Linked DNA regions of Homo sapiens: region 2 is linked to region 1. Evidence: read pairs that join two places in POLR2A ChIA-PET (ENCODE). Cell type or tissue: K562. All regions are shown on one strand. Each heading gives the region's core, and the rest is flanking DNA. Links, peaks and the distances in the headings are about the cores only.

What was found. Peaks named below come from ENCODE experiments on the same cell type or tissue, not always from the same donor. Only the 100,000 strongest peaks of a DNase experiment are listed, where the experiment ranks them.
Region 2: POLR2A ChIA-PET joins it to region 1 with 5 read pairs; 2 of 35 experiments call an interaction of 5 or more read pairs at or near these places.

Annotation. Positions count from the first base shown.
Region 1 is chr3:13,364,795-13,370,165 of GRCh38, forward strand. NUP210 (nucleoporin 210) reads right to left here. Exons shown (of 40, transcript NM_024923.4): 14 at 1,152-1,297. Among named protein-coding and RNA genes, the nearest start is that of NUP210, 53 kb to the right of the region's middle. In K562, for the core only: no CTCF peak of the experiment used is centred there; no DNase peak of the experiment used is centred there.
Region 2 is chr3:14,410,851-14,416,221 of GRCh38, forward strand. The region is part of intron 1 of SLC6A6 (solute carrier family 6 member 6); the gene reads left to right. Among named protein-coding and RNA genes, the nearest start is that of SLC6A6, 11 kb to the left of the region's middle. RefSeq lists enhancers at 1-661, 110-299 and a silencer at 2,880-2,979. In K562, for the core only: a CTCF peak has its summit at 1,295; DNase peaks (open chromatin) are centred at 1,288 and 2,925.

The DNA of each region.
Region 1 (5,371 bases), core at 231-5,230:
TCCAGCCTGGGCAACAAGAGTGAAACTCTGTCTCAAAAAAAATAAACAAATAAAAGAAAAAGAAAAAGAAATCCTAACATCACCAGGCTTGCTTCCAATGAATGCCTGAGAGGAAGAAAAAAATGGGACAAACCATGAGGACCGGAGCTGTCTTCAAGGCTGACACTGGGAGCAGAAAAATGCAAGGACTGCCTGACCAAGCCAGGGAGTCTGGGGCTCCCCTAGGACTGCTCTCCAGCCCTCCCTGGAAGGAGGAGCAGGAACTCCCCATCAACAAACCCTCTCTGCGCCTCCTGCAAGCTAGGCAGAGTTCAAAGAAAGGAATGATTAGTCAGCAGCCTCCTGCATGGCAGCCCTCGCACGGAGCCTTCACACCCACCCCAGAGGAAGGCCCAGTTCTTTTTTATCCGTGTATAATAACTAACCCTTCCTGAGCCTGCACTACCCCCTAGACTGTGTTCTGAGCTCATTCCATTTGTGAGCTCAGCAAATCCTCATCACGACCCCATGAGGCAAGAGCTGTCTCAGTCCCATTTTACAGGCAGGGAATGTAAGGCCCAAGAGTGGGTGGGGGTCAGGCTGGTCTCAGCTCAGGAGGGTGGTATGGACACTGAGGCTATGTGGTCTGCTCCGCACAGGCCGTGGCCACCACTGTCCTCAGATGGGGAGCAGGATGGATGCACACTAGGCCAGGGCAGATCCTCTCTGACCCCAGTCTTGGAGGCCTCAGCATCTGCCATACCACACGGCCGCTGTCCTAATTCTAGGGCTCTGTGGGGACCCTGAAGGTTAGCTCTGGAGTGGAGCAGAAGCACTCCCCTGTTCTGACCCTTGCTGAACACACTTCTGAAGCCCTTGCAGCCCACACTCCTACCTTCGTTGGGAGAGGCTGGCAGGTCGGTGTCCTGCCAAGCCTGCCAAGCGCTGTCTCGCGTAACCACAGAGATGCCCACAACCACTGCCCCATCAGGGAGGCTCTGCTCCTTCCACATGAATCCTGCTTTCAGCCAGAAATCATGGGAGAGGAAGCTGTGCCAAAAGCTATTTTGAAGGAATCGGGTTTATCATGCAAATTCGTCAGAGCAAATGGGTAATTTGCATCTGGGAAGGAGTGGGCAGGGGGGTGGTAAAGGGCAGGGCCCCTGGCTCACCTTGAGGGGCAGGTAGGCAGCAATGGTGATCTTGGCACTCAGGTGGACGTGGCCGTGTCTGTAGCTCACAAGAAGCGTGGTAGAGCCCTGGGCCTCGGCCTTTACCCGGATGCCGCTGCAGTGCTCAGAGCCTGGCGGCAGCCTCCCTACAGAAAGGAGAGAACTAGATGGTCACCCTGAAATCACTTTTTTCTTTTTTTTGAGATGGAGTCTCGCTGTGTTGCCCAGGCTGGAGTACAGTGGCATGATCTTGGCTCACTGCGACCTCCGCCTCCGGGGTTCAAGTGATTCTCCTGCCTCAGCCTCCCAGATAGCTGGGACTACAGGCATGGACCACTACACCCGGCTAATTTTTGTATTTTTTTTAATAGAGACGGGGTTTCATCATGTTGGCCAGGCTGGTCTTGAACTCCTGACCTCAAGTGATCAATCTGCCTCAGCCTCCCAAAGTGCTGGGATCACAGGTGTGAGCCACTGTGCCCAGCCCTGAAATCACCTTTGGTGGGGAAGGCACAACAGGCTGGGGGCCCCCTCTTTCATCCCAGGCTTGATCCTTGATCTGATTTCTTTCTTTTTTTTTTTTTTTTTTTGAGATAGAGTCTCACTCTGTCTCCCAGGCTGGAGTGCAGTGGTGCTATCTCAGCTCACTGCAAGCTCCACCTCCCGGCTTCAAGCGATTCTCCTGCCTCAGCCTCCCGAGTAGCTGGGATTAGAGGCATGCGCCACCACGCCCAGCTAATTCTTTGTATTTTTAGTAGAGATGGGGTTTCACCATATTAGCCAGGATGATCTCAATCTCCTGACCTCATTATCCACCCCCCTCAGCCTCCCAAAGTGCTGGAATTACAGGCATGAGCCACCGCACCCGGCCCTGATTTTTAAAAAAATATTTAATTCAGCCAGGCACGGTGGCTCACGCCTGTAATCCCAGCACTTTGGGAGGCTGAGATGGGCGGATCACCTGAGGTCAGGAGTTTAAGACCAGCCTGACCAACATGGAGAAACCCTGTCTCTACTAAAAATACAAAAAATTAGCCAGGTGTGGTGGCGCATGCCTGTAATTCCAGCTACTCCGGAGGCTGAGACGGGAGAATCACTTGAACCCAGGAGGCAGAGGTTGCAGTGAGCCGAAATCGCACCATTGCACTCCAGCCTGGGCAATAAGAGTGAAACTCTGTCTCAAAAGAAAAATAAAAATGTTTAATTCACGGCCGGGCATGGTGGCTCACACCTGCAATCCCAGCACTTTGGGAGGCTGAGGTGGGAGGATCACCTGAGGTCGGGAGTTTGAGACTAGCCTGACCAACATGGAGAAATCCCGTCTCTATTAAAATACAGAATTAGCCGCGTGTGGTGGCGCCTGTCTGTAATCCCAGCTACTTGGGAGGCTGAGGCAGGAGAATTGCTGGAACCTGGGAGGCGGAGGTTGCAGTGAGCCGAGAACGCACCATTGCACTCCCACGTAGGCAACGAGGGAGCAAAACTCAGTTAAAGAAAAATAAATAATATTTAATTCACATGAGTATATAATTCACAATGATTTTTCCACATACTGGACCCACCCTATATGCAGCACCCACATCAACAAATAGAATATTATCTGTACCCCCAGAATCTCCTGGAAACCCTTCTGGTATTTGGCCTTTCCCTAAAGGAAAACCGCCCCCCTGGCGCCTACCAGCACAACTGAATCATGCTTGGTATTGTTCCCATAAAGGGAACCATGGGCATAACTCTTTTGTGCCTGGCTTCCTCAACTCAGCAGTGTTCATGGGATTTCTCATTGGTCACACCGTGAAGATCCTTTGTCCACATTCTCCATATGATTCTGCTGCATGAATATAGAGCAATAGACTGACCCATGCTATGGTGCACATCTGGGTTTCTTCCAGTTTGGGGCTGTGCTACACGGTATTGCTGTAAACATCTGGGTGCCTTCCTCTTGGGGGACACACCTGGGCATTTCTGTTGCGTGCGTCCCTAAGAGAGGAAGTGCTAGGCTGCAGGGCGTGCATGTGTTTAGCTGTAGAAATTGTTGGTTGCTGTTGTTAAATATCTTCCCAAAGTGGTTGTGTCAATTTACACTGCTGCCAACGGCTGCCCTACATCCCTGCCATTATTAAATTTTAAAATTTTTATTTTTTTTTTGAGACAGGGTCTTGCTCTGTCGCCCAGGCTGGAGTGCAGTGGCACAATCTTGGCTCACTGCAACCTCCACCTCCCAGGCTCAAGTGAGTCTCCTACCTCAGCCTCCTGATTAGTTGGGACTACAGGAGTGAGCCACCACACCAGGATAGTTTTTTCATTTTTTTGTAGAGGCAAGGTCCCATTATGCTGCTGAGGCTGGTCTCAAACTCCTGGGCTCAAGCAATCCTCCCATCTCGGACTCCCAAAATGCTGGGATTAAGGGCATGGGCCACCGTGCCCAGCCTAAAATTTTATCTTAAAAAAAAGTTTTAAAAAAATTCTGATAAAATACAACTAAGATAAAATTTCCCACCATAACACCTTTTGTGTGTATAGTTCAGTGGCATTAAGTACATTTATGCAGCCTGTGAATGGATGTCGCCACCATCCATCCACACAACTCTTCAACTTACAAAACTGAAACTCTGCACCCAATATACAGTAACTTCCCAATTCCCCTCACTCCAGTCCCTGGCCACTACCATTATACTTCCTATCTTCATGAATTTTATTACTCTAGGTATCTCATACAAGTGGGATCATAGAGTATTTGTCCTTTCGTGACTGGCTTACTTCACTGAGCATGATGTCTTCAAGGTTCTTCCATGTTGCAGCATGGGTCGGAATTTCCTTCCTTCTTAAGGCTGAATAATATTCCACTGTATGGATAGACCTCATTGTGTTCATCCATTCTTCCAACGGTGGACACCTGGGTTATTTCCACCTTTTGGCTATTGTGAATAACACTGCCATGAACATGGGTGCACAAATACCTCTTTCGGATCGTACTTTCAACACCTTTGGATGTGCACCCAGATGCAGGATTGCCTGCTGGATCATACGGTAACTCCATGTTTACTTTCTTGAGGAACCACCATACTGCTTTCCACAGCAGCAGCACCTTTCACATACACACCAGCAGCACATAAGAGTTCCAGTGTCTTCACATCCTTGTCAACATTTGCTGTTTTCTGTTGTTTTGATCGCAGCCATCCTAAGGAGTGTAGTGCTTTTCATTGTGGGTTTGATTTGCACCACTCTGATGATGAGTGATGTTGAGCATCTTCCCGTGTGCTTATTGTCCGTGTATCAGCTTTGGACAAATATCTATTCAAGTCCTCTGCCTACTGTTTGATTGGGTTATTGGTGTTATTGCTGCTGACACGTAGGAGTTCTTTACATATCCTAGATATTAACCCCTTATACAATTTGCAGATGTTTTCTCCCATTCTGTAGGTTGCCTTTGTACTCTGTGGTGTCCTTTGATATATAGAACTTTTTTATTTTGTTGTAGTCCAGTTTGTCTATTTTTAATTTGTAGCCTGTGCATCTGGTGTTATACCTAAAAAAAAATGCCAAATTCCAATGTCCTGAAGCTTTCCTCCAGTTTTCTTTTAGAAGTTTTATAGTTTTCAATTTTATATTAGGTCTTTGATCCACTGTGACTTAATTTTTGTGTTTGGAGTTATGGAAGGGTCTAACTTCATTCTTATGCATGTCGATACGTGGTTGTCCCAGCACCATTTGGTAAATAGACTGTCCTTTCCCCATTGGACAGTCTTGGCACCCTTACCAAAAATCATTTCACCATGTACGAGCAGGTTTTTATCTGGGCTCAGTATTCTATTCTGTAAGTCTGTCTATGCCAGCACCGTGTTGAGAGAGTTACAGTAGTGCCCACAGCCCAGGGGCTTTCAAGAAGATGCCACCCAAGAGGGCAAGGCAGAAATGGGACCGCCAAGTCCAACTGCAGTAAGCAGAGGGAGCCACAGAGGGGAGGCCAGCCTGGGCCAGGGCTACCAGGGCTCCTCCTCAGAGCCATGATCAGAGTCTGGCTACCTGTGCTCTGAGCCTGGGAGGTGGCAGAGGGAGTTTACCTAACATGGGACCAAATTTGTTTCTTTAGCTGAGTAAGCTCCAGGGTGGGTATTATAGGGACAGGTCAACCTGCTGATCCAACCTGCTCTTGAGCCCCATGGGTTTCTGTGGGGTGAGCATCTCTGTCCTGACAGAGCCCAGGTTTCTAAGATACA
Region 2 (5,371 bases), core at 224-5,223, 1.0 Mb after region 1:
TGTGGTTGGCCAGCGATTTCAGCAGAGTCATGCTTACTGAGTGAAGGGTGCCGGAAGGGGGAGGTCCTAAGGGACATCCTCTCTTGCCCCAAGGCTAGTCAGCACCATGAGGGAAGACTCAGGTCATGATTTCAAGGACATTCATTCCTTCAGAGATGACACCTGGTGTTTCCTCTGCAGGTGGACATCACACCAGCCCAAGACAACAGCCTCCTCACTAGCCTCTGTGCCTCCTGGATACCTCTCTGTACCATCTGGGGACCAGCTCTCTGCATGTCACTCTCTTGCTCAAAAGCCTTCAGTGGTGGCTCCCTAGTGCTTTGTGAAATCAAGTCCAACCTCCTTAGCCTGGCATTGGAGGCCCTTCACGATCTGGCTCTTGGCCAGCGTTCACGCTCACCTACCACAACTTCTTTCCTTGTTTGTAGTCTGGCTGGTTTCTGCTCCTAGCTAGACCAAGCGTCCAGCTCTCTCAGCCCTGCCCATGCTGGTCCCTCAGCCCGCAAGGCCCTTCCTCCCATCACTCCTTATTCCCACTCTTAAGGGGCGAGCTTGGAGCTGCCTGCTCTGGGAAGCATTCCTTGAGCCTCTTAACAGTGCCTGGCACGTAGTAAGCACTCAAAAAAGATGACGTGAGTTAAAGTGGACTTCAGCTCGCCCTGCTCTGAGCCTTGTGGTCCTTTCCTCTGGCCTGAGCTCGGACCTTTATGGTCTTACCTTATACCCATGCACTTGACTGGGGACACATCAAGGGGAGGGATGGATGCTCCAGCATCCAGCCTAGGGGTGTGGCACACAGTTGTTGCTCAACATACAAATCAAGAGAGCCTAATTCCTTCTACTCTGAAATGGGAACCTATGGTTTGAACATCTGAGTGGCTCCAGGCTTGGAAATTATATTCACCTGTCACCATCCATCAATCCATCCATCCATCTCACAAATATTCACTTGTTCCAGGCCCTGTCCTAGGCCCTGGGGATGTGGCTGGTGAACAAGACAGACCAAACTGTACCCTCATGGAGCTGTCTGTCTGGCAGGGCTATGGACGTCAGACAAAAGATTACACATGCATGGCTAATGCCCTTTTAAAATCAAAGGCCCTGCATCAGGCACTGCAACACCAGGCTTAGAATACCCCTGTCCTCTGGCTTGCTCTGTGACCTAAGTGAGTCCTTTCTCCTCCCTGGCCCTGTAAGGGGTGGCCCAGATAGGTTTTGTGTTTAAGGGAAATACCTTCTGAATAAAGGGAGGAAAGACCATTCTATCCATTGTGGAAGCGCGTGCCACCACACGGGGTGCTGTTCCTGCGGGACTCCTTTAAGGATGCAGTCATCCTCTTGGTGGTTTTTCAAGATGTCCTAGCCCTGGCTCTGAAAGGAGGTGTCCCGATTTGGGGACAGGAGTTCCAGAGTTACTCTGAGCAGAGCTGTAGCAACAGGCTTTTAGTAAAGAACGTTGCCTCGAGGAACAATAATGTGGATTCCTCTTCTGCCACTGGTAGAATATCAATTAGAACAGACTTTTAAAAAAAGAAAAGCAAAAACTCGTCCAGGTGTGGTGGCTCACGCCTGTAATCCCAGTATTTTGGGAGACTGAGGCAGGTGGATTGCTTGAGCTCAGGAGTTCGAGACCAGCCTGGGCAACATGGCAAAACCCCATCTCTAAAAAAATGCAAAAATTCGCCGGGTGTGGTGGCACGCACCTGTAGTCCCAGCTATTTGGGAGGATGAGCCTGGTAGGCAGAGATTGTACTGAGCTGAGATCGTGCCACCGCACTCCAGCCTGGGTGACAACAGTGAGACAGCAGGCCTAAGTGGGGCCTGGGGCCCTGAATTTCTAACCAAATCCCAGGCACTGTGGACGGTGCTGGTCTGGGGACCACTCTTTGAGTCAAGGAGATAAATAGTGCAGTTGTGAGCCTCCTATACATTAAAAGCCAGATCCTGTGCTTCGTCAACTCCTCTTCTTAATCCTCACCAAAGACACCACTATTCCCATTTTGCACATGAAGACCCGAGGCCCTGCTGAGGGCAGGTAACTTGCCCAAGGTCACACAGCTGGGAGCCTGCCGGCATTCGTGCTGGGCCAGCGCCACCTTGGAAAGGTTGCTGTTGGGGAAGCCTTTCACTACTGAACAGTGTCCTCGCTCCAAAAGCCACAGGAGGCTTTTCAAGGCAGCCAAGTCGGATGTAAATCAGGGGAGAGCCCAGGGCTAGCCAGGCTGCTGACAGCAGGGCGGCCTGGGTCACTGTGTCCGGACAAGGCCCACAGCGGGATTTGGGGCTGGCATGATGCCTGGGAGTGGGGGAGCCACTGGGGATGCTCTGGGCGCCTGGAAAACCAGCCTGGAGCCTGCTGGAGCCCAAGGAAGCACCTTAGCCTCTGACAGCCTCCCCCATTATTTAAATACATTCCAGGGAACACAGCTGGCTGGAAGGGGCAGTGATGGGACCACAGGAGCTGGGACCTGCTGCTTCCGTTGTTTAAAGGCTGGTTCATCCCTGCAGCCACGCAGGCATTCTCCGTAATCGCCGTCTGCTTTGAGGACAGAGAGGTCGTGGTCTTCTGCTGGCTGGGGCTTTATTTTTGCACTGAGCACCTGTCCTCAGCAAACTGGGAAAAGTAGAACACGTAGTGACTCTGAGTCCTCAAAATGCTGTCCCTGGCCCAGCAGTATGGGCATCACGTGGGAGCCTGCAGAATGCAGAACCTCAGGCCCCACCCCAGACCTTCTCATTTAGACCTTGGGGGCAGGGCTCCGCATTCTGGGTTTTCAAGAGCCCTCCAGGCAATTCTGCTTTGTATTTAACTTTGGGAAGGGCTGATGACCTCTCTGGCTGTGTGCCTGGGGCCGGGGGTGGGGCTGGGGGAAGGGTCAGGCCTAATCCTTGCCCGTGATAACTAGAGTGCCAGGGCTGCGGGAACCTCAGGTGTTCTGTCATCTGCATCCTTCCTCTTTTTTATAATGGGAGGAGTGTGTCAGAGACATGCATAAAATTACGCAGCAAGTTCAAGGCAGGGTATAGGTCTGGATTCTTATCTTGCAAATGGCAGAAATCAGTTCAAACAGACTTCAGTTTTATTTTTTTTATTTATTTATTTTTGAGATGAGTCTTTCTGTGTCTCCCAGGCATGAGTCACCACACCCGGCCTAAACTGACATTAAAAATAAAAAAGAACATTTACTGACTCTTTTAACTTAAAAGCCTGGGGCCATACTTCAGCCTGGGGCTGAGTCCAGGTGCTGAAAGATGTCATCGGGACTCAGTTTCCTTCTCTCTGTCTCCCGGCTCCGGGTCTCTCTATGCCTGCTTCATTCTCCATGGATGCCCTAGCTGCTCACCAGTGTAGTGCCGCCCCCTGCCCCAATGTAGCCATCTCAACCAAGAAAGAGCCTTGTTTTTCCCCAATATTTTTGGCAAAAGTCCTAGTCATCACTGTTTTTGACCAGGCTGGTCAAGTGCCTATCTTTGAGCCAATCAAGACAGCCCCCTCTGATTGGCTAGGGCTGGCTCACGTGCCCACCTAGGAGGAGGAGGTGGGGTCAGTCCATCTAGACCCCTTGGGCTGAGAGCAGGCCTATGTGGGTCTCCTCCTGGAACAGGTTTAAGCTGTCCCCAGAAGGGGCATGGGTGCCAGCAGGCTAGACATATGGACTTTAGTGCTATTCTTTTTTTTTTCTTTTTTTTTAAGAGACAGGGTCTCACTCTGTCACCCTGGCTGGACTGCAGTGGTACGATCACTGCTCGCTGCAACCTCAAACTTCTGGGCTCAAGCAGTCCTCCCACCTCAGCCTCCCAAGTGGGTGGGACTACAGGCATGTGCCACCATACCCAGCTAATTTTTAAATTTTATTTTTTTGTAGAGACAGGTCTCCCTGTGTTGCTCAGGTTGGTCTTGAACTCTTGGGCTCATGAGCCTTCTGCCTCAGCCTCCAAGAGTGCTGGGATTGCAGACATGAGCACACCTAGCCTTTAGTGCCATTCTTATCCTCCTCTCTGAGATGGGCTGGCCTCTTGTAATTGGTAAGGTTTTGCCCTATGCAGAATTATGCTGTCCTTCCTCTGATTCTCTTAACCTCGTGCTTTAAACAGGCTGCCTTCATCTTTCACTTTATCCCACTTCCCTGTGTATGGTCTAGGATAGCAAGGTTTACGTTGCTACTTCCACCACCCAAACCCACAGCAGACATCACTAATCCAGCCCAGACTTCACAGAGCCTAGAATGAAGCCTTGATGGCCTCTCATGTGCCCAGCCTCTAGCCGGTGGTTCCAGGCCTCATGAGCTCAGGGACCTTGGCTCTGTCATCCACTGCTGAGCTTCATGTGCCCAGTGCAGTGCCTGGCACAGTAAGTGCACCATAAGTTGTTGACTGACTGTTCCTACTCCACAGTGCCTTGTACCCAGTGGGTGCCAGTGTGAGCCTGTTGAATGTGGAGGCCCTAACAAAGCAATGAGATCATCTAATTTGGGGGACAGGGAGCTCTGTAGGCTGCCGGGACTGGCATTTACTGACACTGGCAAGTGCGCCTCTGGGTCTGGGAAGGAGGCTGCCAGGGCAGGGCTACAGCTACAGCAAGGAAAGGGGTCCTGGAGGCCTCTGTCTGCTCTCCCAGACCCACCCTCCCATGCCCTCTCCCCCTGAGACACCCACTGCCCATTTCTGCTGATCCCAGTTTAACAGTTCATTGAAAATATCTCATTTGAGAAGAAATGATTTCCTGACTTTGTACACTTAGATTCCAGGAATCCAGGAGAGCCTTCCAGCCTCAGGGCAAGGAGCTTTGCTGGTAGGAGGAGGTGATCTGCCCCCAGCTGCCTATTTCCCAAACTGAGCTTCTACTGAAAAAGACAACAGAACCCCCCCGCTCCAAAAAAAGTCTTCTGGGTTAGTCACGTCCGGGACTGCTTGGCTCAGCAAAGCTCAGCAGATTTCCTAGGCACAGTGATTCTCGCCCCTGAACTGGTTGGTGAATACCACATCCCCCAAGGATCTTCTCTGAGGCCCCTCACTCTGGCCCTGGTGTGTCCCTGCGCCCCTTGGGAATAGTCAGGCTATGTGACTGAGCTGGTGGGGCGCTCAGGAGTGTGGGCTTTCTGTGGCTAGGGCTGTGGAACAGCTTACCCATTTGCAGCTGAAACCTTGTTCCCCTCTGACCAAGGGCAATGTGATGGTTCTTGCTGCTGACTAAGTTTTGGGGACCCTGCATCCAAGAGAGGGGCGTGTGTGAGTGAGTGGGAGTGCATGTGTGAGTGTGTGTCCCATGTGGGTCTGTGTGTGGCTGTGAACATGTGTGTGGCTGACACAGGCAAGTGTGTGGGGCTGGGAGTCTGCATATGATTACACTTGTGTCTGTGCGTCTGCATGT